Linked DNA regions of Homo sapiens: all the other regions are linked to region 1. Evidence: read pairs that join two places in POLR2A ChIA-PET (ENCODE). Cell type or tissue: MCF 10A. All regions are shown on one strand. Region 1 has its middle 47 kb from the start of POPDC1. Region 2 overlaps PREP (prolyl endopeptidase). Region 3 holds the start of POPDC3 (popeye domain cAMP effector 3). Region 4 overlaps PREP (prolyl endopeptidase). Region 5 overlaps PREP (prolyl endopeptidase).

What was found. ChIA-PET counts read pairs that join two places held together with the same protein. Peaks named below come from ENCODE experiments on the same cell type or tissue, not always from the same donor. Only the 100,000 strongest peaks of a DNase experiment are listed, where the experiment ranks them.
Region 2: POLR2A ChIA-PET joins it to region 1 with 15 read pairs; 2 of 35 experiments call an interaction of 5 or more read pairs at or near these places.
Region 3: POLR2A ChIA-PET joins it to region 1 with 20 read pairs; 3 of 35 experiments call an interaction of 5 or more read pairs at or near these places.
Region 4: POLR2A ChIA-PET joins it to region 1 with 10 read pairs; 6 of 35 experiments call an interaction of 5 or more read pairs at or near these places.
Region 5: POLR2A ChIA-PET joins it to region 1 with 11 read pairs; 5 of 35 experiments call an interaction of 5 or more read pairs at or near these places.

The regions. Positions count from the first base shown.
Region 1 is chr6:105,087,453-105,092,452 of GRCh38, forward strand. No RefSeq gene overlaps it. Among named protein-coding and RNA genes, the nearest start is that of POPDC1, 47 kb to the right of the region's middle. In MCF 10A, CTCF peaks have their summits at 300 (motif pointing right) and 505; DNase peaks (open chromatin) are centred at 349 and 2,769.
Region 2 is chr6:105,343,964-105,348,963 of GRCh38, forward strand. The region is part of intron 7 of PREP (prolyl endopeptidase); the gene reads right to left. Among named protein-coding and RNA genes, the nearest start is that of PREP, 57 kb to the right of the region's middle. In MCF 10A, no CTCF peak of the experiment used is centred here; a DNase peak (open chromatin) is centred at 2,318.
Region 3 is chr6:105,175,375-105,180,374 of GRCh38, forward strand. It overlaps POPDC3 (popeye domain cAMP effector 3), which reads right to left and starts at 4,640. Exons shown (of 4, transcript NM_022361.5): 1 at 4,459-4,640. In MCF 10A, no CTCF peak of the experiment used is centred here; DNase peaks (open chromatin) are centred at 2,967 and 4,017.
Region 4 is chr6:105,361,479-105,366,478 of GRCh38, forward strand. All of the region lies in intron 6 of PREP (prolyl endopeptidase), which reads right to left. Among named protein-coding and RNA genes, the nearest start is that of PREP, 39 kb to the right of the region's middle. In MCF 10A, a CTCF peak has its summit at 1,828 (motif pointing left); a DNase peak (open chromatin) is centred at 2,963.
Region 5 is chr6:105,369,923-105,374,922 of GRCh38, forward strand. It overlaps PREP (prolyl endopeptidase), which reads right to left. Exons shown (of 15, transcript NM_002726.5): 5 at 3,447-3,656. Among named protein-coding and RNA genes, the nearest start is that of PREP, 31 kb to the right of the region's middle. In MCF 10A, no CTCF peak of the experiment used is centred here; DNase peaks (open chromatin) are centred at 3,089 and 4,289.

The DNA of each region.
Region 1 (5,000 bases):
AACTAAAACATAATTTAAAAAGAGATCCCATTTAAAGGGACCATATTGACAACCTGCAGTGTTTCTTTTTAGTAAGACATTATTTCTTAATGGAACACTGTCCTTACTAAAATTATCTTCAAGGCTTATGTAAAAGATGTCCTAAATAACACAATCTAAAAAGTATGTCATAATGTACTCCACTGTGCAGTGGGCCTTTAGAAGTGTAAAAATTCCTTATGGTTAAGGTGAAAGTCCGACTTTTAAGAATGTAGAAGAACTGGAATTCAGTAATTCTGAATAAAGATTGAACATGATACAGTTCAGTTGTTGCTTGACACCACCAGAGGGCACTCTTCACTTGCTCTCTGAAACAGATTTTCTTTTACATCCCCTCATAGCTATAATACTCTTTTGAGTACCTGAATATCCACATGATTGATAAACTTACCTAGGAAAATTTCTGACTGAAAAAATGTGTAATTATAAGTAATGCCTTTTGAGCTCTTATGCAGAAGACAGGGGCTGTCAACACAGAGCTCACAATACTGAAGAGATAATCAGGTATTTGTAACTTGTCTAGAAAAAAGTATTTCTAAAAGTCTTCTTGTAATAAGAAACCACAGGACTGTAAACATTCAATTACATTAAATAATCATACTGCATTATTACCCCATATGTTTCTCCCCCACCTTTCAAGCTATAAGAAATATAAAACTTCTCCCAAGCATGGTGGCTCACACCTCTAATCCCAGTGTTTTGGAGGCCAACCCAGAGGGATCTCTTGAGGCCAGGAGTTCAAGACCAGCCTGATTAACATAGTGAGACCCTGTGATGTGGTTTGGCTGTTTCCCCACCCAAATCTCATCTTGAATTGTAGCTCTTACAATTCCCAGGTGTTGTGAGAGGGACCCCGTGGGAGATAACTGAATCATGGGGTTGGGTCTTTCCCATGCTGTTCTCATGATAGTGAATAATTCTCACGAAATCTGATCATTTCATAAAGGGGAGTTTCCATGCACGAGCTCCCTTCTCTTGTCTGCCACCATGGGAGACATGCCTTTCATCTTCCACCATGATTGTGAGGCCTCCCCAACCATGTGGAACTGTGAATCCACTAAACCTCTTTCTTGTGTAAAATTGTCCAGTCTCAGGTATGTCTTTATCAACAGCATGAAAACGGACGAATACAGCCTGATTCTACAAAACCTTAGCTGGGCATGATGGCTTGTGTCAGTAATTCCAGCTGCTTGGAAGGCTGAGGCAGGAGGATTGCTTGAGACCAGGAGTTCGATGCTGTAGTGCCTTTGATCACACCACTGCACTCCAGCCCGGGAGACACAGTGAGACTGTCACTAAAAAAAAAAAAAAAAAAAAAAAAAAAAAAAAAGAAATGCAAGACTTCTTCATTGGGGTTTTATTACTGAAAACTTTGATGTTCCTCTTCTCACTCAGACATCTTAATAGGGCTGCCCATACTTCCATTATTTGAGAAGAAACAATATCTTGTCAAAATGCTGATATCACACCCAGGTATTCTAAGTATTTGATTTAAATGTGTGTCTCTAGATACAAGTTCTGAAAAGAGTTTTCAGGTATAATTTAATGAAGAAATACATCTTTTACCTTCAGCTTCCATTTATGTATCACTGATTAATGTAATAATAGCTTTTACTTTTATAGTGCTTTATCGGTGACATGGTGCTTTAAAATTTAATTCTCACAAAACCCTCCTAAGATTAAGATGGCAGATATCAATATTCCTATATTACAGATGGGTTCAGGGAGATTACATTAACTACTTGGGCTATAACCTGGCTTGGAGCTAGCTAGGAAAGACACCTCAGAATTCTGATTTGAATCATTCTCTTCTTCCAGTCACCAGAACCAGGCAGTAAGCTTCCTTCTGACTCTTTAGGAAGTGCCAAGAAGACAAGGAAGTGAGTAGGAGAGTTGAAAGGATCAAAATCACACACCAATGTGATTGCCCACATTTGCTTCTGTCTGAATGTTTCCATCCATGCCACCCATTTCTACTAGTCATTCTCCAAACCCACTCTCACTCTCATCCTGCTCCACTGTGTTTCTCTGGTCTTGTTTGTTTTTTGTTTTGAGACAGAGTCTTACTCTGCTGCACAGGCTGGAGTGCAGTGGCACAATCTCGGCTCACTGCAACCTCCGCCTTCCGGGTTCAAGCGATTCTCCTGCCTCAGCCTCCCAAGTAGCTGGGATTACAGGTACATGCCGCCATGCCCGGCTAATTTTTGTATTTTTAGTAGAGATGGGGTTTCACCATGTTGCCCAGGATGGTCTCAATCTCCTGACTTCGTGATCCGCCCACCTTGGCCTCCCAAAGTGCTGGGATTACAGGAGTGAGCCACCGCACCCGGCCTCTTCTTTTTTTTTTTTTTGACAGAGTTTTGGTTTTGTTGCCCAGGCTGGAGTGCAATGGTGCAATCTCAGCTCACTGCTGCAACCTCTACCTCCCAGGTTCAAGTGATTCTCCTGCCTCGGCCTCCTGAGTAGCTGGGATTATAGGTGCGCACCATGCCTGGCTAATTTTTGTATTTTTAGTAGAGACGGAGTTTCACCATGTTGGCCAGGCTGGTCTGGAACTCCTGACTCAAGTGATCCACCTGCTGCGGCCTCCCAAAGTGTTGGGATTACAGGCGTGAGCCACTGCGCCTGGCCGTGTTTCTTACAGTGGGAAGCAAGGCTATGAATGCACTAGCCTGCGAAGCCTGGACCTGCCAGGAGTTCCACCCAATCACCTGGCATGTTTGTGCAAGGGAAGCTCCTGGACCTCACCCCAGACCAGAGTTTCTCAACCTTCCTATCCATATGAATCACCTGGGAGCTTTTAAGACTCCCAATGCCCAGATGAATGGCATCAGAATCTTTAATCCCAACGTGCAGCCCAGGCTAAACCCACTGTCCCGGCAGGTGCATTGTGTCAGTATCTGTGAGGGTGGGCTCTTGGAGCTAGACTTTTAACTGGTTCCCTGAGTGACCGTTTTATAAAAAGTCTGAAAACTACTGGCCAGGAGCCAATAAATACAAGTTGCTTTTAACTGGACTGTGAACAAGAATACGTGGGTTCTAGTTTTTCTTGGGTTCAATTTTCCTGGCTGTGTTTTTCATCTGCCCAATGGGGGCAGGGGGTGGACTCAAACAATCAGACCTCAAAGTGGTCAAGAGGACCTCAAAATGTGGTCCTTAACAGCAGCAGCAGCATCCTGCCCCGGCAACATGGCAAAACCTCATCTCTACAAAAAATACAAAAATTAGCCAGGCGTGGTGGTGCGTGCCTGTATACCCAGCTTCTTGGGAGGCTGAGGTGGTAGGATCGCTTGAAGCCAGGAGATCAAGGCTGCAGTGAGCTGTGATAGCGCCACGGCACTCCAGCCTGGACAACAGAGGGAGGCTCTGTCTCAAAATAAAAAGAAAGTTATCCTCAGCATAACTTTTTTGGATCAAGAGGTGACCAATAATCACAGACGTCTGAGTGCTAGCAAGGGTCTGAGGAGGTTCAGAACTTCCTTGTCCTTGGTCAGGTCACAATGCTCCTGTAAACCTTTAACAAAATAGTTGATTTGCTTTTTAAAATATATATACTTCCCCTTTATTCCCAGAGCTGGTTTCAAAAGCTACAGGATTGCTGTTTTTGTGTTTTATCTTAGTTCTCTAAAATTATCCTAGGCTACGTGCAGGAATGGGTACAGGCCCTTTAAACAAATGGAGTTAGTTGTGTTAGTTCTTTTCTTGTTTCACTGTTACACCAGTGCTTTCCATCCACTGGCTGCCTCAGAGAGGTCTCTGCAGCCTCCTCTCTGCCCAGTGCTTTCTGGAGCCACTTGTCTAAGTTGGAATTGGCTCTTCTCTCTGCCCCAGGCAAACAGGTCCAGAGCGATTGCAGCTGAGAGTGTGGGCCGCCCATGCCTCCAGCCATTTCTGCTGTAAGCAGAAGGAGCCTTGGTAATAATCCCCTGCCCTGTCCGTCCTGTGGGTCCTGGCACTGACCTTTACAAGGCTCTTTACAAGGACTGTGGCTGCCAAGATTCCAGAAGGCTTAAGGATTCGACTTGACAAAGGAAAAAGGGAAAGAGGAGGACAAACATGTACTGGGTGCAAGCTATGTGTTAGGAAAGGTTCGAGTGTACATGTGAGGACACAGTGGCTCTGCAGGCTTCACAATTTGCCTAAGATCACACTGTCAGAGCCGGCACTCAGAACCGCTTCTGTCCCACCTCCAAGCCACGTCCAGGACAGGACTCTGCCTCCTTTTTCAGGCCTGTGCTTTTCAGCTGCTTCCATCTATGAGGCAAGTGGAGGTAAACAATGTAGATAAGAAATCAGTTTGGGACAAAATATACTAGGACCCCATTTTTTCACAGGAATTGGTAATCATTTTAAAGGCCAATGTCAGATTTTAATTTTTTTTCCTAAGAAAATGCCCCTCTATATAAATACATGTACAAAGAATAGAAAGTCTTACCTTTTTCTATTTTAGCATGAAAACTCCTTGATAACCTAAGGAAAGGAGCTGGGAACCAGATACACTGGTGGCCTCACACTCAACCTCCAGGGGCACGGGAGAGAAAGAGGGCTGCAGACAGGCAGGCCTCAGTCTGAGGGGTCCAGGAGGAAGTCCCGGCTTTGTGACTTGAATTGTCTTGGTAAACTCAATCTATTTGAGCTTCAGTTTCCTCCTCTGCAAAGTGGTGATCATAATAACTACCTTGCAGAATTGTTGTGAAAATACTAAATCATGTATTTTAAATGCAGCCTCTGGTAAATAATAGGCACTCAATACATGCTGTTCTCACTATCTCCCATTACACCTAATTGTTCTTACTAACAAAACATATCAGCACTAATAAGAAAAGTTAGAAGAGATCAGGTGAGAACAACAAAAGTAGTGGGAAGCACGTTGAAAAAAATTAGGTCTCCAGGACGACAGAAGCGATTTTTTTTTTTTTTTTTGAGATGGGGTCTCACTCCGTTGCCCAGAGTGCACTGGA
Region 2 (5,000 bases), 260 kb after region 1:
GATTCCTCAAGGATCTGGAACTAGAAATACCATTTGACCCAGCCATCCCATTACTGGGTATATACCCAAAGGATTATAAATCGTGCTGCTATAAAGACACATGCACACGTATGTTTATTGCGGCACTATTCACAATAGCAAAGAATTGGAACCAACACAAATGTCCATCAATGATAGACTGGATTAAGAAAATCTGGCACATATACACCATGGAACACTATGCAGCCATAAAAAGGGATGAGTTCGGCTGGGCGCGGTGGCTCACGCCTGTAATCCCAGCACTTTGGGGAGGCCGAGGCAGGCGGATCATGAGGTCAGGAGATCGAGACCATCTGGCTAACATGGTGAAACCCCATCTCCACTAAAAAATACAAAAAAATTAGCCAGGCGTGGTGGCGGGCGCCTGTAGTCCCAGCTACTCAGGAGGCTTAGGCAGGAGAATGGCGTGAACCTGGGAGGTGGAGCTTGCAGTAAGCCGAGATCGTGCCACTGCACTCCAGCCTGGGAGATAGAGTGAGACTCCGTCTCAAAAAAAAAAAAAAAAGGATGAGTTCATGTCCTTTGTAGGGACATGGATGAAGCTGGAAACCATCATTCTCACCAAACTATCGCAAAGACAGAAAACCAAACACTGCATGTTCTCACTCATAGGTGGGAACTGAACAATGAGAACACTTGGACACAGGATGGGGAACATCACACACCAGGGCCTGTCGTGGGGTGGGGGAGGCGGGAGGGAGAGCATTAGGAGATACACCTAATGTAAATGACGAGTTAATGGGTGCAGCACACCAACATGGCACATGTATGAATATGTAACAAACCTGCACGTTGTGCACATGTACCCTAAAACTGAAAGTATAATTTAATAAAAAGTAAAAAAAAATCATTCAAGCTCCAATGAACAAAAAACAACAGAACGGTGTACATTATTGTCTGCCACCAAATTCTGAAGCATTAACCTTAGCCATAAATACATACTACAAGTCATAAGCTCATTCAGAATAAGGAATGTGGCTGGATTCACAAAAGTCTAGCTATAAAATTGGAAAAATAGTCCAAAGTATAGGCCCTCACAGGGCCGGATGTTTTAAATGAGAGCTCTTGAAATTCTTTTGCTCTCCTGAAACCTTGTTCTACAGGGCTTTGGTAGAGAAATAAATCAAGAGAAAAGGTATTTCAGTTCAACAATGGGGCTCATTCATTTTTGCTACTCACAAGTTAGAACACTGTTGATTTAAATGGAAAACAGGAAAATTACTTTTTAAAAAGAAACATGATTTAACTCTTTAACCATTTCATTTTTTGCCTACCTTCTCTGAGGTTCTTTTGTCTATAAAGTGGCATTATTCACTCTGAAGCCAAAAGAAATTTCAATTCCCAAACCTCTCTGCATTCAAATGTTAAAATTACTTTTTATAAACCTGCTTCTTGGTGGGGACTGATTCATTTATTGAGTGAAGATTAGTTTAAAATAAATTGTCTTATGCTTTTCCTAGAGCAAAGTCATACTTTTATTACTTTCTTTGAAAAATCATCAACTAAACTATATTAACTACATGTCATAGAAAATGCTGTGCAAGCTCCCTAATAATGGCAGCTAAAGTGCTTTTATACTTTACAAAAACTCTAAGGGCTGGACATGTCACGACAACAAATGCAAGGAGTGGTCAGGCACTGAGGCTGCAGGGCGCATGGGCTGCTGTTGTCCTGAATGACTTCCTTCTGTCTCAGTCTGCCACATGATTAACAGTTAGAACACAGGCTTGGGAGTTAAGCTGACATGGATCCAAATCTTTAAATGGCATTAGGAAAGCTAGTTGGCCTCACCAGCCTCAGTTTCCTGGGGATAATAATCCGTGCTCCTCGGAAGCTGTTGAGAAGACTGAATGAGAGGCCTACATTTGTAGCTCAGAACCTGACACACAGGAAATGTTACATAAACAGTATTAACTATTATTCCAAATAACCCCAGTGTTCAAGTGACAAAAGTAAACCGAACATTTTAAAATTAGTATAAATACTCATTTTATCACTAGTATTTTGTCTTTTATATCAGATTTCCTATTTTGGGTCTTGTTTTTATACTGTCTTTTGATGTCCCAATTCTTTTTCGTTTTTCTGCATTCCCACTCTGACACACAGATTTCCTACAAACTCCCTGTCTTCTCTCTGAGGCCCTCCTCAGAGAGGTTTGCTTTTAGCACTCAGATGACTTTGCTAAGCTTTGGACAGCTCCTTTGCTTAAAGCTTCTCGAATGTTTATCTCCCCTTTTCCACTCTACGCCCAAAGAATGTCCAGCCCTGTCAGGCAAGAACAAAAGAGTCAGTATCATCTCTGCTACCTAAAAATAAGAGCTGCATTAGTCAGAGATGGTGAAATGACCAATCTACATGTCTGCTAAATACCAGATTTCCTTTTATGGTTATGTGTTAGCATGTAATGCAAATTTAATTCCTAATGCAGGAAAAAGCCAATTTTCTTTAATGACACAAAAGCCTTAAAATAAAAATATGGTAGGTACTGAATACTTTATCAATCTAAAACAATCAAACTTTTAGCAAAAAAAGGAAAAAGCACAGACAGGTTAGTGAAAGTCTGGGCAAATCCCAGGTAAGCTGATATTTCCTTATAGAAATCAGCATGTCACCACCATGCACCTTTTCTCCCTAAACTCCTCATAAATGCTGTGACATGAGAAAAGACCGCTCTAGGCCCGTTTTAAGGATGCCTATATTGAAGGAGGTTGTTAAGTTACTAACAAAAAAGATTTCAGACTTACGGTTCTTTTTGCCTAACAATCACTTCTTAAGAATTCTATTAAAAATCTCTGATATAATTAACTTTAAATGTAGGTCGGGTGCAGTGGCCCATGCCTGTAATCCCAGCACTTTGGGAAGCTGAGGCAGACGGATCACCTGAGGTCAGGGGTTCATGACCAGCCTGGCCAACATGGCGAAACCCTGTTTCTACTAAAAATACAAAATTAGCTGGGTGTGGTGGCAGGCACCTATAATCCTAGCTACTTGAGAGGCTGAGGCAGGAGAATCACTTGAACCCAGGAGGCGGAAGGTGCAGAAAAAAAAAATGTATTCAGAACAGGGACTAATGGTCAGCTCCTTTTTTGCTGCTATTATCCTATAAAGCAGGGAATAAAGTACCTGACTTTCTACTGGAAAATTAAAGAACCAAAGAGAAAAGAAAATGAAAAAAAGAAAGAAAACAGAAGAGAGAGGAAGTCTGAGCATGGATCTGTGCGCTGGGCCACAGCCCGTCAGACACTCCCTCAAACTGATGATATCCACATCTTACCATCCAGCAGATGGGGAGCACTTGAAGGGCAGGGGCTACCACGTGTCATTACAAGTGCCCAACACAGTGCCTGGCACAGGGTAGGACATTAATGCATGTCTAATTCATAACTAAATATATGATTTAGGTACTCCTACATTTTAAACTGAACCTTACATACAGTTGTTTATAATGTAGACAACAAAAGTAACCAAAGTTAAATTTTAAAGAAGTTATTAGTATCTTCTGCTTTTCTAATAAAATTATTTAGAAATGTATCCCTGAGTTAAATGTATTTATATTTTTAAGGCAGAAACTTAAGTTTTCATGTAAATTTTTAAAGTCCACAGACTTGAGAGAAAAGAGACAGCTCTGAGCTCTGATACCCATACTGCAGAAAATATTCAAAAATTTATTCTGAATTTTGTCTATGTAACTAAAGTATATAAGGCAACTTTTTATATATTAAAAATAAGGCCAGACACAGTGGCTCACACCTGTAATCCCAGCACTTTGGGAGGCTGAGGCAGGAGGACTGCTTGAGCCCACGTGTTCGAAACCAGCCTGGGCAATATAGTGAGACTCCATCTCTATTTTATATTTAAATAAAGTAAATAAATAAAATAGGGTTATAGCAAACTTAGGAAACAAAGTATATACATACTTCAAAATAAATAATATTGATTAGGAAGGTATAGAAAATATAAGAAAATCCAGACAAATTATTTTCTTGTAAGGTTCAGGATAATTAATTTCAACAAATCTGTGGGCATGAACCACATCAAGGATCATAGGAGTCAAGACTCAGCTGTCTTTTCTACTCCAGAACTAAAAAACGTCATGCTAGCCTGGTGTCTTTAATGTTACCTTGATACTTCTTCACTTTTGATGTTAAGCAACAGAATAAGAGAATCAAAAATCTTCTGCTCACACAATATAAAGGAATGAAAAAAAGAACCCATCATTCTCAGTGCTTAATAAAGGACAAAAATTTAATGAAAAAATATTTAGGAAGCCACAGGGATAAAGATTCAAAATGCTCAGAAGGCAGTAACCGTTACAGAGGGAGGGGGGCTTATCAAGCAAGGCCACCTGAGCACAAGGATCCCTAAAGGGACACGTCATTCGAGACAAGCTGGTACACACCTGCTGTGAGTCCAATAGGGACTGCTCTAGGTGCTGGCAACTCCATGGGGAACAAGACAGGCAACATCTCTAATCTCATGCAGCTCACGGATCCTCACACAAAGTGCTTTTGTATGGAGAGAAATGGAAATCAGAATGGGGGAAAGGAGGAGAGGGGGCAACTCTGGAGAGAAAGGTATCTATCAAAAGTACAAGGAAGGCCAGGCACAGTGGCTCACGCCTGTAATCCCAGCATTCTGGGAGGCCGAGGCAGATGGACCATGAGGTCAGGAGATCGAGACTAGCCTGGCCAACATGGTGAAACCCATCTCTATGAAAAATACAAAAACTAGCCAGGTATGGTGGCATGCGCCTGTAGTCCCAGCTACTTGGGAGGCTGAGAAAGGAGAATTGCTTGAACTTGGGAGGTGGAGGTTGCGGTGAACTGAGATCACGCCACTGCACTCCAGCCTGGGTGACAGAGCAAGATTCCGTCTCAAAAAAAAAAAAAAAAGTACAAGGAAGCCTGGTAGCCCCTGACAGGGACCTCTCTTCTCCCAAAGCAAGAAGGTAGTAACTCCAC
Region 3 (5,000 bases), 88 kb after region 1:
CAAAAAAAAAAAAAAAAGCTGGGTGCCATGGTGCATGCCTGTAGTCCCAGCTACATGGGAGGCTGAGGTGGGAGGACTGCTTGAGCCTGGGAGGCTGAGGTTGCCGTGAGCTGTGATCATGCCACTACAGTCCAGCCTGGGTGACACAATGCGACCCTGTCTCCAAAATTAAAAAAATAAAAAATAGGCCAGGCGCAGTGGCTCATGCCTGTAATCCCAGCACTTTGGGAGGAGAGGTGGGAGGATCACCTGAGGTCAGGAGTTTGACACTAGCTTGGGCAACATGGTAAAAGCCCATCTCTACTGAAAATACAAAAATTAGCCGGGCATGGTGGTGCATGCCTGTAATCCCAGCTACTTGGGAGGCTGAGGCAGGGATATTGCTTGAATCCAGGAGGCGGAGGTTGCAGTGAGCTAAGATCGCACCACTGCACTCCAGCCTGGGGTGACAGAGTGAGACTCTGTCTCAAAAAATAAATAAAGAAAGAAAGAATAAAAACTGGGATATGAGTAGAAGTGAAACTATAGGTAATGTAAGAGTGCCCAGTGCTCCATCCTTTATAACAGGGAGCCTCTGACTGTCTAAATTAATGTATGTTTAAAAAATCTTGATCTCAAGATGTATTCAGAAACTTTTCTCTTAGTTTGGAAGACTTGTTTATCTCTAAGAATGAAGAAATACTGATGTCAAGTTCAGCAATTCCTTCACTTTCACTACAGTTTCTTCTGTTAAAATATAATTTTTTTATTTTAAAAAGCATATATAGTATCATCCTGTTAAAAGAAAAACTTTAGATAAATTCAATTTAACAGTTTACCTGAGCAACAAACAACTCACGAATCAGGCAGCACTCACAACCAGAAGAGGTTCACAGAGCTCTATCCAGCAGCATGAGCTGCAGTTTTTATACACTGATGACAGAAGTAAAAAACCAAAATCACTCGATTGGCTACAGCTCTGCATCTGCTTTATTTGGGCATAATGTGATGAGCTGGCCGCCTGTGATTGGCTGAAACCTGGCTATTACAAAAAATACACTGTTGAGTTAGTTTTCTGTTCGTTTATGTACAAAGTTAGTTTTTCACACAGGGACTCAAAGTAGGGAGAAAGACTCAGGCTAATGGCCTCCTGCTTATTTAACAATTCTATTTTTTATAAAAGCATTTCTTTTTAATCTTTTGACATATCGTTTTTTTTTTAAGACAGAGTCTTGCTCTGTCACCCAGGCTGGAGTGCGGTGGCGCGATCTCAGCTCACTGCAAGCTCCGCCTCCCAGGTCCAAACAATTCTCCTGCCTCAGCCTCCCAAGTAGCTGGGACTGCAGGCGCACGCAACCACGCCTGGCTAATTTTTGTATTTTTAGTAGAGACACGGGGTTTCACCACGTTGGCCAGGCTGGTCTCAAACTCCTGACCTCAGGTGATCCGCCCGCCTCAGCCTCCCAAAGTGCTGGGATTACAGGCGTGAGCCACCAAGCCCGACCAACATATCCTATTTGTGTAAAAATAGAAAGACATACGCAATGATTTTCACTTCATGTTAAAGATGAATATATCTTGATAGTGGGATAGAAACTATTTTTACCTTTTTAAAAACAGCTGCATTATTTGTATTCTTATAATGATTTTGGGAAACAATATGGTGATTTTATACCAATGTAAAAAAATTTTAAATATAAACATTTAAAAAAATCCATGAACCCAACAACCAGAATTAACAACCATCAACACTGTCATATTTTCTTTAGATTGTTTCATAATAAAAAATATTCCACACAAAAAATTGAAGACTGCCATGGATTGTTCTCCAGGACCAGTCGCTGCCCATCCACTCCCTATATAGTACATAATTTATATTTCTCTATATTTAAATATTCACTAATTAAAAAATACAATGTAAAATGAAACAGACAATGTAAAATGAAATCCTGGACTAGAAATAACTCAAAGTGTGGGGTTTTTTTTTCAGATTCACACTTAAATTTTTTTCTGATAATTTTGAACACATACAAAAATAGAGAAAATAGTATACAACAAATTCCCATATACCTGTTACCCAGATTCAACAATTATCAAGATTTTGCCACACAGAATTTTGAAATTAAAAGCAAAAGCTGTTATCTACAGTTCAGCTGCAATTTGTTCAGCTAGGAAACAAACACCTTCCAAAGAAGACAGGAAGAACCAAGATCAGCTGTGCTCTTTCTCTGTGCAGGTACTAATTCCTAAAACAGATCCATTTAGGAGTCACAGCAACTCTGAAACCTACATACTATTGTCAGCATTGTTCAGAGTGGAAGATGAAGCTCAGAGGGATGGAGATTCTTCTGTAAGCTTAGCCAGTTGCTTGTCCTTCCAATACTACCCCACAACACCTTCCTTCATGATCCCATCCTAGCCAATTTCAGTGTGCCAGAGTCACTGGAGGTTATTATTCTGTTGAAGAACACAAAGTAAGAAAGTCTCGCTAAAAGTCTGTGTGAATCAATCCCTGGATTCTCTGGGTTGGAGGAGGACCCTGCATTTTTATAGGTAATTTCAGTCAGGAACTTTCGGTTATTTATTTAATTTAGAAAACACCTGATGTAATTTTCCTTGTAAGACTTTTTCTTATAACTACTTAGATAAAAGGGAGAAACATTTTCTCTCTTCCTTTAAAACAATCGAATCGGTGATTCGATATACTCTTCTATTAATTGGAGGGACATTCTCTCGAGGGAGCTCATAATCCCAACTGACCAATGACCATAATTACAAAATGTGATCTCAACTGCAGTTTACAGACTTTCAGATCTATCATGGATATTTCCAAAGCAGTTTTGAAATTTCTTGCCTGCCATGTTGCTTATGTGTTATGCTCACATACTGTAGCAAATGCTTCATAACATTCTTAATTCTTCCTGGAGACTGTTTCAAAATAAGCAGGCATCAGTGCTCTAGTGTGTCAACCGTATTAGTCAGTCTTGTGGTGAAAAGTATGGGACTTTTGTTTCCCATGACACATTTTTATTTAATAGCATAGAATGTAACCATTTAGAGGCAGAAGATGCACCATGATTCAGCTATTTTGAGGGACTGATATGATTAAAGAAACTCAACTATCAAATATTTCCCATTTAAATGTATAAAATTTTGAGGACAGAGAATATCTTAGATTTCAATTAATATTTGTATCCCAAACTCCTGAAGACACACACACACACACACACACACACACACACACACACACACACACAGATTTTTCAGGACAGAACCTCAGAGATATCTGGAATCTGGGATCAGCCAGAGCTCTTCATTTTGCGAATATGGAAACTGAGATCCAATTTTTTGTTTATATTTTCTGTCTCATGTAGTTCTTGTTTGGTTTTCTATTGTCACAAAGAACAATGCCAAGTTATTGTACTCTCACAAGAGGATATTTTCATGCAACAGTCCGTAGAATTAAAAACAAGAAGGAAAAAAAATAGCCACTAAACTTAGTATGAACAGGCAACAATAATTTTTTAAGGCTGCTATAAAACTCAATTGCAGTTTGTAGGCTTGCAAATTCAAAATATCTAACTACCGGAATTAGAGTGAAAAGTCAGGAAGCAACGAAGTTTAGTAAATCAAATTGCGTCCAAAAGTGGGCTTCTAATTCTACTTTTCCATTTATTATTTACAAACAGAATTTTTCACTTTCTGCAAATGTCTTCTGGCTAAATTTTTGGCACTGCCCCTCTTACTGTATTTTGGTTGTGCCTTTCATCTTTGCCTAAAATACAGACCCTCAAAACTATACCACTGTAACCGACATGGTGATAAGACAATTTAGGGGTTGGCAAATTTCTTTTTTGGCAGGGGGATCCCCAAATGGAGAAAACAGGTCCGCGCGACCTTTGATGAGGCAGCTTTTTTGTACCCCCAACTCTGTGAGAACAGTGTGAGAGCACTGACACCAGTCAGGCCCTTTGCTTACAGACCGGGGGCGGGAGTAGGGGGGAAGGAAACTCCCGGCGCTGGCATGACTTCCCCAGGACTGACAAGGGCCCCTAGGAACGGCTTTTCTCCCTTGCAAAACTGGCCTGTTTATTTCGGCTCCAGGGTGCCTGGGGCCAGAGTAGGACCTGCAGGAAAAGATCTGGGAGGAATATTCGCCCAGAAGCCTCTAGGGCATACGACTCGCGTTCTTCAGGGGTCGGCGCGGATAGGAACCGCAGCAAAGGATCCCCTAGACCTCCGAGCTGTGAGCGGCGACACAGCCGGGACCCCAGACCCCGGACCCCAGGGCGCGGAGTTGACCGGAGCCGGGAAGGGAGCGGCGCGGGCAGCGCGGGGCAGCGAGACGCAAGCGCTCGCAGGGGTCGGCGGCCCAGCAGAAGCCGCGCCCGCTAAGTTGCCCGAAGCGGCCGCGAGGTGCGAGGGTGCGGACAGCACCGGAAGGCGGCGGACGCAGCGCCCCCGGGCTCACCTTCTTACCTTTCCTTCCCAGCCCTGCCCGGAGCTTCAGCCCGGCGCCCGCAGAAGTTTCCCGGCGGAGCGCGCTTGACCCGGGTGGCCCGCGCGGAAGCCCTCAGCGTCCCCCTCGTGAGTGCCTCGCCGCCCACCCTGCGGCGCCGGGCGCAGCGTGACCGCAGCGGGCTCCGGAGCGGCGCGGCGGCGCGGGCGGGTGCCGGGCACGGGCGCGCGCCCCGGGGCGCAGCCGGGTGGGCGGGCGCGGCGGCTGCGTCTGGGCCGGGGCAGGCGGTTCGGCCACCGGGGTGCGGGGCTGCGGAGAATCCTAGCGGCCGCTACGGACCGAAGTTTCCAAAGATGCGGTTCCCCGAGTGTACACCGCTCCCGGTTGTAACATACACCTAGTATTCACAGTCACACTAGGCAGGAGCGATGGGCTGGCTGCTGAACCAAGGCAACTGCACGCCTGCTCTCTCACCCCCGCTCCACACACACCGTAAACAAAATGAAGAGGTAAATCACCATAGTGGGGACGGGAATATTAGGGTGTATTGGACAGAGAGAGA
Region 4 (5,000 bases), 270 kb after region 1:
AGTTTTTTCATTATTTGAATCTACATGCACTTTCAAACTGAGGAAGGTATTTTCTTTTATATGTTATAATAAAAGAATTAGTTGCACGTAAAAAAAGCATTCTAAAAAGCAGTGACACTTGAAATTGTCCTGGAAATGAACAAAAGGAGTGAAAATGGATTTTAATAGCTTTGAGAGTTAATCATGCTATTCTCAGAGCAGGAGACTTTATCAAATTTATTTTATATAAATCTTTTGAATTCCTTTCATAATAGTTGTGAATCATGGCAACATCCCTTTAATATTATTTTTCTAACACTTAGGAAAACTTTTAAAACTAACCACCTACAATGATGACTTTTCATATATGAAACTCATTTATGGATTTGTAATAAAAATAAGGGGCAATGCCAGTAACAGACATACAGGGGAGCCATAAGCACATGTGAGTATGCATTAATAATTTTAACAAATAAAGTTACCCAGCTTTCCCAGTACAGTGTGGTACAACAGCAATAGAAGAAAAAAAGAAATCAATCCAAATACTGTGTGTTGTGTTGCTCGGTATGCCAGAAACTGATAAAACAGAAAATTCTAAGAAAACAAAACACGTACAAAATAAAATAAATAATGTAGGACTTGACATGATATAGGCACTACTGTTTCTAAGTTAGCTGGTTGTCTGTTTGATAAATTTGGTTATTCAACAATCTACTGTTGGGGTTGGGTGTGGTGGCTCAAGCCTGTAATCCCAGCACTTTGGGAGGCCGAGGCAGCCGAATCATTTGAGGTGAGGAGTTCAGGACCAGCCTGGCCAACATGGTGAAACCCCGTCTCTACTAAAAATACAAAAATTAGCTGGGCTTGGTGGCGTACGCCTTTAATCCCAACTACTCGGGAGGCTGAGGGACGAGAATCGCTTGAACCCAGGAGATGGAGGTCGCAGGGAGCCAGGATCACACCACTGCACTCCAGCCTGGGCGACAGAGCGAGACTCCATCTCACAAAGAAAGTATCTACGGTTTGTCTTATTTTCTTCCTTGCTGAGAAAAACAAGTGTTCTGTAAGAAAAGCGATTGATCAACAAATCCAACATGTCTACTAAAAACAACTCTCTTCTGCAGGATTGTTTTATGTATGAAGAGCGGCACAGCCTTCTTGCTTTACTCACATCCACGTCTCTAGCTTGGCTTTCTGACTTTTCTGCCTTCCCAACCATGCTGCTGAGATTTTCCTGTGTGCTTATCAGCACGGTGAATATTATCACATAAGGCAGTGCTAATGAAACAGTGGTGGACACAAGGCAAGGGCTAAGTACTTGGGGAATAAATATGGACTGTGCCAACTGGGAAGAGGGCTACTGAGCAATTACTGGTCCAAGTCAAAAACAGCCAACCAGCAAGGGGCAGAGGAGGCAGGGACCCCCCACCAGGAACACCACTGGACTTTTCTGTGTCTGTTCTGGAAGGTGAGACCCTGCTGGTCTTCATGTGCATGAACTTCCACAGGGGACATGGGAAGAGTAAGGAAATTAACATTCACTGCATGCCTACTATAAGTCAAGCATCAGGCAACACACTTTATATGTTAATATATGTGTAATACATATGTTTTTAATTACTAGGGTTCACAGGTGAACATATAAAAATGGCTTATGGAGACACAACAGATACTAAGATTCAGGATTACTTTTGAAAAAAAAACTTTTCAAGAATTAGGTATAACAGAATTAGGTTCTCAATATAGGATTTAGGGAGATAATCACAAAGAAGCTGGGCATTTTTTCCTTAATCCTTTCTAAAGGGATGATGCATTTTCACAATCTTCATTCTAGAGCACCCTCTGCTGGGAACAGTGCCACAAAGTGTTTGATTTCTTTAGGATTTTTTTTCTCCCCAGATGCTCACAATTCACTTTAAAACAGAGCTTTGTGGGTTTTTGGGTTTTTTTGGTCCAATAGAACCTGACAATTTCTCTCCTGCCATGAAACTGTCCTTCAAGTAAAGCCTCACAGTCTATATTAAATAACTGGCACCTCTGCCCATCAAAGCCCAATGGCAGCTGTTTCATGTTACACCCCAGGGGCACAAGGGAGCTCTTGTTCCTGAGCCCAGCATTTTGGACATGTGCAGGAGGGACTGAATGTGGGAGGCTTCCCGAGGTCCCTGGCTGAAAGTGAGGAGGGCAGTGAACACATCCTGTACCTCCAGAACAGAGTAACCCATGGATATGCCTTCCCCTGGAGCAAGAGGTACCCAGGAAGCTACCAGGAAGACAGCTGGCCTTGAGACATCTTGAAAGGTCCCTGATGAAAAAGGGTGGAGGAAGGAAAGGCAGAGAAGTCTGAATCTCGAGGGAATGCTTCTGGGATCAAAAGCTTTGGGGCAGGCAGGTGGTGCAAAAGGGCAGCCAGAGAGTTTATAACCCACATCAGGGAACAGCAAAGTACAGAGTTTCCTAAAATCGAGGGGATGTCTCTGAAAAAAGGATGGCATAAGGAGAGCTGGAACCTGGACATACATCCTCATTGCAAGCAGCCAAGAGAGGCCAACAATGATAGACCAACAAACAATTCCCAATAAGCAAAACTCCAGTTTCTCTTGTCTTACTCCTCCTCCCTGAGTGGCTACTGGGAAAACTAACAGGGTGAATAGGCAAGGAGAGGGGCTTGGCAAACTTGAGCTGGGTAGAGGGCGAAAGCATGTAAATTGGAGAGAGTGATATTTTGTTCTGGACTGCAATGAACCTTTAATAGCAGTTCCAATAACCAAAAGTGTCCAGAAAGCAAGGAGTTCTGCCAGGTTGAAGGCAGTCGTCCCGGGAAGACACGCTGTCACAGCGTGACGGAGGGCAACAGTGGGGAAACTAAAGCTGCTTCCTGATTGGAACTTCCTGAGATCTGCCTGATCAAGGCAAGACAGACCTGTCCATGCAGGAAGGCAGAGGAGGTATCTGTGAAGAAGGAAGATGAGTCACGAGGAGACAGCATCTAGGATATAAAGAGAAGTTCTCAGTGAACTTGGACTGCGGCAGCCGAAGGGGAGGTTGACGACAGCAAGCCAGAGAAATCTGCACACGTCCACAAGCACATCCAGTCTCTGCCCACAGGGTTCCTCCACCCACACCCACAAAGCCCGCATCCTGCCCTGTGTCCTGCTTCTCTCACACCCAGCAGCTAAGTTCTCTCCCAGGAGGCTAAGAGATGCTGTGATAAATCCTCCGTCCAGTTTCAGAGCTGAAAAAGCCCTGGAAGAAATAAAGGAAATGACCTTGAACAGATTAAGTGACTTGCCCAAGGCCACAGACCGAACTAGAATAAAAATTTCTGTTCCAGTACAGTCCTCCCACTCTAACACTGGCTCTCTCATCACAGACACTGTAAAAACTGTTATCTAAATACTAGGTTCTATGACTGGACTAAAAGCAAGTACTTTTATAACAAAAGCAACAATTAAATAAAAGCAACAATTGCAGCACATGCCTTTGGTACATGGTTATAAAGAGGACTACAGCTGGGCACAGTGGCTCACGCCTGTAATCCTAGCACTTTGGGAGACCAAGATGGGCGGATCAGAGGTCAGGAGTTTGAGACCACCCTGGCCAACATGGTAAAATCCTGTCTCTACTAAAAATACAAAAATTAGCCAGGCATGGTGGCATGAGCCTGTAATCCCAGCTACTCGGGAGGCTGAGGCAAGAGAATTGCTTGAACTTGGGAAGCGGAGGTTGCAGCGAGCCGAAATCATGCCACGGCACTCCGCCCTGGGTGACAGAGTGGGATTCCATTTATTGCTTTTCTCTAAGATGCAAATCACTAAATAAAGGCTGTTAAGAAATTGCTTCATTTCCAGTGAATAGCCTGAGAGCTAATGTGTCCACCAGCCATGGGTGCTTCTGGCCCAGCTAGTTCTACAGTGCACCTGCTTCTTGGACTCCCCTGGCTTTATCACACTTCTTGAAGGGCACAAGAAATTCCCACCTCAAGATTTTTTTCATGATCCAGATTTTTCTGAGTGAAGACTTGGAACTGGACCATCAATTCAGATTGGACCTGAGGCTTCTGAGGCGTCACAGCAGCAGAACTCTAGAGTTCATGTTTAAGTGACAAGAGTACTCCTCCATGTAGCAAGATGGTCCTTTTGCTCAGAAGATCACATACAGCTGGGTTGGGAAAGGAGGAAGGAAGGAGCACTTACCTAGCCAGCCAGACCTGCCTGACCAGCCATGGTAACTGGTGGGATGACACCAGTCACAACAAGACCACCCAAGTTCTGGAACACTGCTTGAGGGAAGTCTACGCCCACTTCTTGTTTACGGAGCCCACGAGTTTTCTTACAGACTTCCTCTGCGTAATTCACTAAATAGGGCCCTGATCCAATAAAGATCAAATATAAAGGACTCACTTTATATTGTTCCTTTAGCTTTTTTTTTTTTTTAAACAACTTCATTTATTACTTCTGTGCAGTAGAGATGCATCCCTTTATTTATTGCTATTCTTTAAAGTCATTACTCTTAGGCTGGGCATGGTGGCTCACGCCTATAATCCCAGCACTTTGGGAGGCTGAGGCCGGCGGATGACCTGAGGTCAGGAGTTTGAGACCAGCCTGGCCAACATGGTGAAACCCTGTCTCCACTAAAAATACAAAAATTATCCCGGCGTGGTGGTCCATGCCTGTGTAATCCCAGCTACTCAGGAGGGTGAGGCAGGAAAATCGCTTGAACCCGGGAGGTGGAGGTTGGAGTCAGCCGAGACTGAGCCACCACACTCTAGCCTGGGCGACAGAGCGAGACTCCATCTCAAAAATAAATAAATAAATAAAACATAAATAAAGTCATTACTCAATTTTTGTGTGCCCTTTCCTCTTGATCAGGGAAACAGTGTACACAGTGGTTAAGAAGATACAGGCTGTGACCCTAACAGACCCAGCAGGCAGTTCCAGCATGGACTTGCAAGATAATTACCCTAGTAGGTATTTTATTTTCTTTATGCATTCCTTCCTTCTCAGACTGTAGTAAAGATT
Region 5 (5,000 bases), 280 kb after region 1:
CCACATTATATATCATTAGGGAAATCCAAATTAAAACAATCAGATATGGTCGGGCGTGGTGGCTCACACCTGTAATCCCAGCACTTTGGGAGGCCGAGGCAGGTGGATCACCTGAGGTCAGGAGTTCGAGACCAGCCTGACCAACATGGTGAAATCCCGTCTCTACTAAAAATACAAAAATTAGCCGGGTGGGGTGGCATGCACCTGTAGTCCCAGCTACTTGGGAGTCTGAGATACAAGAATTGCTTGAACCCGGGACAGAAGATGCCGTGAGCTGAGATTACGCCACTGCACTCCAGCCTGGATATTTATAAAAATACAAAAAAAAAATTAGCTGGGCGTGGCGCTAACTAGTCCCAGACAGAGTGAGACTCCATCTCAAAAAAAAAAAAAAAAAAAAAATTCAGATATAACTATACACCTGTAAGAATGGCCAGAATTCAGAACCCTGATAGCACCAAATGCTGTCCACGTTGTGGAACAAGAGGAACTCTCATTCATTGCTGGCAGGAATGCAAAATGGTGTAGCCACTCTGGAAGTTTTGGAGGATTCTTATAAAACTGAACAGACTCTTAACCACATGATCCCACAGTCATGCTCCTTTACCCAAAGGAGTTGAAAACTTGTGTCCAAACAAAGACCTGCATACAGATTTTTTACAGAAGTTTTATTCATAAGTGCTAAAACTTGGAAGCAACTGAGCATTCTTTCAGTAGGTGAATGGATACACTGTGGCACATTCAAACAATGACTATTTAACACTAAAAAGAAATGAGCCATCAAGCTGGGAAAAGGCCTGTAGGGAACTTAAATGTATTATCAGTAAGCGAAAAAAGCCAATCTGAAAAGGCTACATACTGTCTAATTCCAACTACAGGATGTTCTGGAAAAGACAAAACTATAAAGACAGTAAAAAGATCAGTGACTGCCAAAGATTGGGGTGAGAAAGGAATGAATTGTTAGAAGACAAAGGATTTTTAGGGCCAGGGAAACTACTCTGTATGATACTACAACACTGGATACATGTCACTATACATTTGTTCAGACCTTCAGAATGTACAACACCAAAATCAAACCCTAAAGTAAACTATGAACTTGGGTGATAATGATGTGTCAATGTAGATTTACCAATGAAAAACAAATGTACCACTCTGGTGGGGAATGTTCATAATAAGAGAGGTAAAATGAATATGTGGGGGCAGGAGGCACATGAGAAGTCTCTGTATTTTCCTCTCAATTTTGCTGTTAACTTAAAACTGTTCTAAAAACTAAACTTTACTTTTTAAAAAGTTAAGTATCGGCCAGGCGTGGTGGCTCACGCCTATAATCCCAGCACTTTGGGAGGCCGAGGTGGGAGGATCACAAGGTCAGGAGTTCAAGACCAGCATGGCCAATATGGTGAAACCCCATCTCTACTAAAAATACAAAAAAAATTTAGCTAGGCATGGCGCTAACTAGTCCCAGTTACTTGGGAGGCTGAGGCAGGAGAATCACTTGAACCCGGGAGGTACAGGTTGCAGTGAGCTGAGATCACGCCACTGCACTCCAGCCTGGGTGACACAGTGAGATTCCATCTCAAAAAAAAAAAAAAAAAAAAAAAAAAGGTTAAGCATTGGTTGAATATCAAACTGAAAGTAATTAACTCATATTTGCTGATTTTGGAGGCTTCTTTGAGGCTGAACTTCTTTTTTTCATTATGATGACGTACCAAGCTTTCAGGGCAAGGGAGGGAAAAACATAAGATAATACCAGAATGTAAAAAAAGCTTCATGGCACTTAAGTGATTGTCATTGAGCTTTCAGGGACACTGGTAAGAAGCACATGGTAGGAATTGCTTAGCTTCATTTGTAAGGCTCCCATCACAGTCTGAGAGGCTACTGAGATGTTGGCTTTCTTATATCTATCACAATTACTAATTATTATTATTTTGTGCCACTGAAAGCTGATGGTAAATAATAACTTTTGTTTTTTACAAGTTAATGTAATAACGTTCTCTAACATGAATTGGCCAGTTATACTTTTTTTGTTTCCCAGAAGGTGGAAATAACTAACATTTTCTAACTCTGGGGCACTCTTAACACAAGCAGCTAATTTCGTTTCCAGAGCGCAGACATCTTTCTTTAGCCAACATCCTTGAATAAAAAACCTACTTTTAGCTCATCTTGTAATTCATTGGCGAATTTATAAAAAAGGTCTTGATGTAGCCTAATCAAAAGGCAGAAAAAGCTAAACATAGCCAAGAGATGAAAAACACTGTAGCCTTATTCTCAATTCAATTGTGGGGGAAAAAAAAAAACAGAAAAGAAAGCAAGGATATTTAAAGATGACAAAGATACAACAAGTCATGATAAGGGGACAACAGGTACAGCAGAAAGCACTGGAGTAGCTGTGCTTCTTGCCAGATCCCAGCCCTCCAGCAAATTACTGAGCCTCTGTGCCCAAGCTCCTAATCTCTAACACAGGGATTGTAAAACTTACCTGTAAAGACCAACCAACATAACAAGAAAATGCTACATACCACGTTGAAATGTGGGGTAGCAAAAGGAAGAAAATGACACATTGTACCAGTAAGGTACAAGGTACATAGCCCTTCCTGCCTGGGAAAATTTAGAAGTGAAGGAGCAAAGAGGGAGGAACCCCTTGAACACAACAGGATCTTTGTGCAATTAAAGAGAAGAACAATAAAGGTGTGTCCAGAAAGTAACAAGGAGAAAAGTATCAAGATAAATGGCAACCAACAGGTGACCTATAACTTCTGATCAGAGGAGAATATGCGATTACTGTAGCAGTAAAGTTTTATAATCACTCAACATAATCAAATAGCTTGGTTCGGTTTAAAAATTCACCTTCTCCATAATCTCCTTAGGAGATATAACACATCTATAAGGGACTGATTGATTGTAATAATGATCTCATTTTTCCGCAGTTCCCTGTATCTATTTCTCCACCCATTGAAAAGGGGCTGGCCCTCTGGCTTGCTTTAGCCAACAGAATGCAGCAAATCTGACGTGCCAGGAGCAAGCCTAGGCATTAAGAAGGCTGTGTCATTCAGCTCCCCGTCTTGCAATTCTACTGAGTTGCCATGTGAGCAAGCCCAGGCTAGTCTGCTAGTCGTCCCAGCTGAGGGCCCAGAAATGTAAAAGAGCCAAGCCAAGATGAACCAACTAACCTGCAGCTGACCACAGATACATGTTAGAACTCAGCCAAGGCCAGAAGAACTACCTGGCCAACCCATAGGCTCATAGCAAAAACAAATGTTTATTATTCTAAGCTACTACATTTTGGTGGGGTCTATTACACAGCAAAGCCAACTGATACAACATCCTTTGAGGAAACATGGTTCTGGACCACACAACCTCTATGTAGGGTTCAGCATCTCTTTTCAGTCACTTGAAGTCACACTTCATTTTGTGAAAAATGTGCTTCATCTGAAGTCTTCACTCACCATCACTTTTTCCATCCTGTTGAGGGTATGAGTTGTAGAACATTCCCTTCCCATCATGGGTCCAGGCCATACAGCTGAACTTGACTCTTTCAAGCACATCTGGAAGCTCTTTGGCACCATCAACTTTCATGAACTTGATTGTCACCCAGTCTGAGCCACTGGCACTCAGACCATAGGCAAAATATTCACCATCTTCGCTGAACGCATAACCTATGGGACACAGGAGAAATCATCCAGTGACAAACACGGAACACAACTCCACGGTCCTTTATGCCATCTAACAAAGCTCTCTTTCATAACACGGAGGTAGAATGTGGCAATAAAAGGAATAGGAATCTGGTAGTGAGGAATCCCGGGGGCTCAGCCCAAGTTTTACAGGAATTACCCTTATAACCTTAGACAAGCTTCCTAACCTCTCCAGGTCTTAATTTGTCTATAAAATGAAATATTAGATTATATGCCTACTAAAATGCTTTCATTTTGAAATTTTTATAATGCAATAGGCAGTTCAGTTAAAAGCAGAGCTCATCTGGGACTTCTGTCATATTTCATTTATACTCTAAAGGGAATAAGGAGAAAAAGGAAACTGCTTTTAGAGTAATGACTGAATTATGACACATACCATATAATAGAACTAAATTGTAGTCATTAGGTAATTTGGGAGATTGATTCCAAATTATCTAAAATCCCTTGTTACAGCCTCATTTTTGAAGCATTACCTGTGCAATGTCCACACTGTCTGACCATTACAAGCCTAGGTAAATAAAGCCTGAGGGTTTGCAGTGAAGGCGCCCGGAGTGCACATTCCACAAGAAATTGTGAAAGGAAAAGCAACATGTCTATAGACTGTCGTGCCATGTACAGTCCTTTAGGGCCCTGGCAGAATGTTCTAATCACTATGGAATGTTTCCTGGCAAATACTTGTGTTTCATATTAGCTTTTTTAATTATGAAGTATGTAAAGCATTCAATACAACACCTCCTATTGGAGACTCTGACACCAGAGATTTCCTCTTAGGCTGTTTGCTAAACGTTATTGGGTAATGAAAATTTTAAGAAGCTCAACTATTATTAGAGGTTTCCTATTCTTTTACGTGGAATTTCATTTGTTTAAAATTTCACAGAACCTACTCATTAACCATTGTAGGTCCTATAAAGTATCTAGGCTCATATGTATGTAAATGCAGAAAAGAGTCTAGAAAGTGATAGGAAAAAGAAACATATTCACCTTTTATTCTACATAGCACTGGAGTGTTTGAATTGTTTATATATATATATATATATATATATATATATATATATATATATATATATATATATATATATCAGAAAATTTTCAGAAAAATTTAAATAAAACATTTTGATTTGAAAAGTATGTTTAAAAATCATATACTACAAAAATAATCTGAATGTTTACTCCTTTTGTGATAACTTCCCTATAATACCACTCTTAGAAAACTCAATGACTGTTTGAGGCAGGTCTCATGCCTAATTTAGCTTCTCGCCCATCAAGGCTTTGTCCATAGCAAACATTCCATAAAGAAGTCACTAGAAG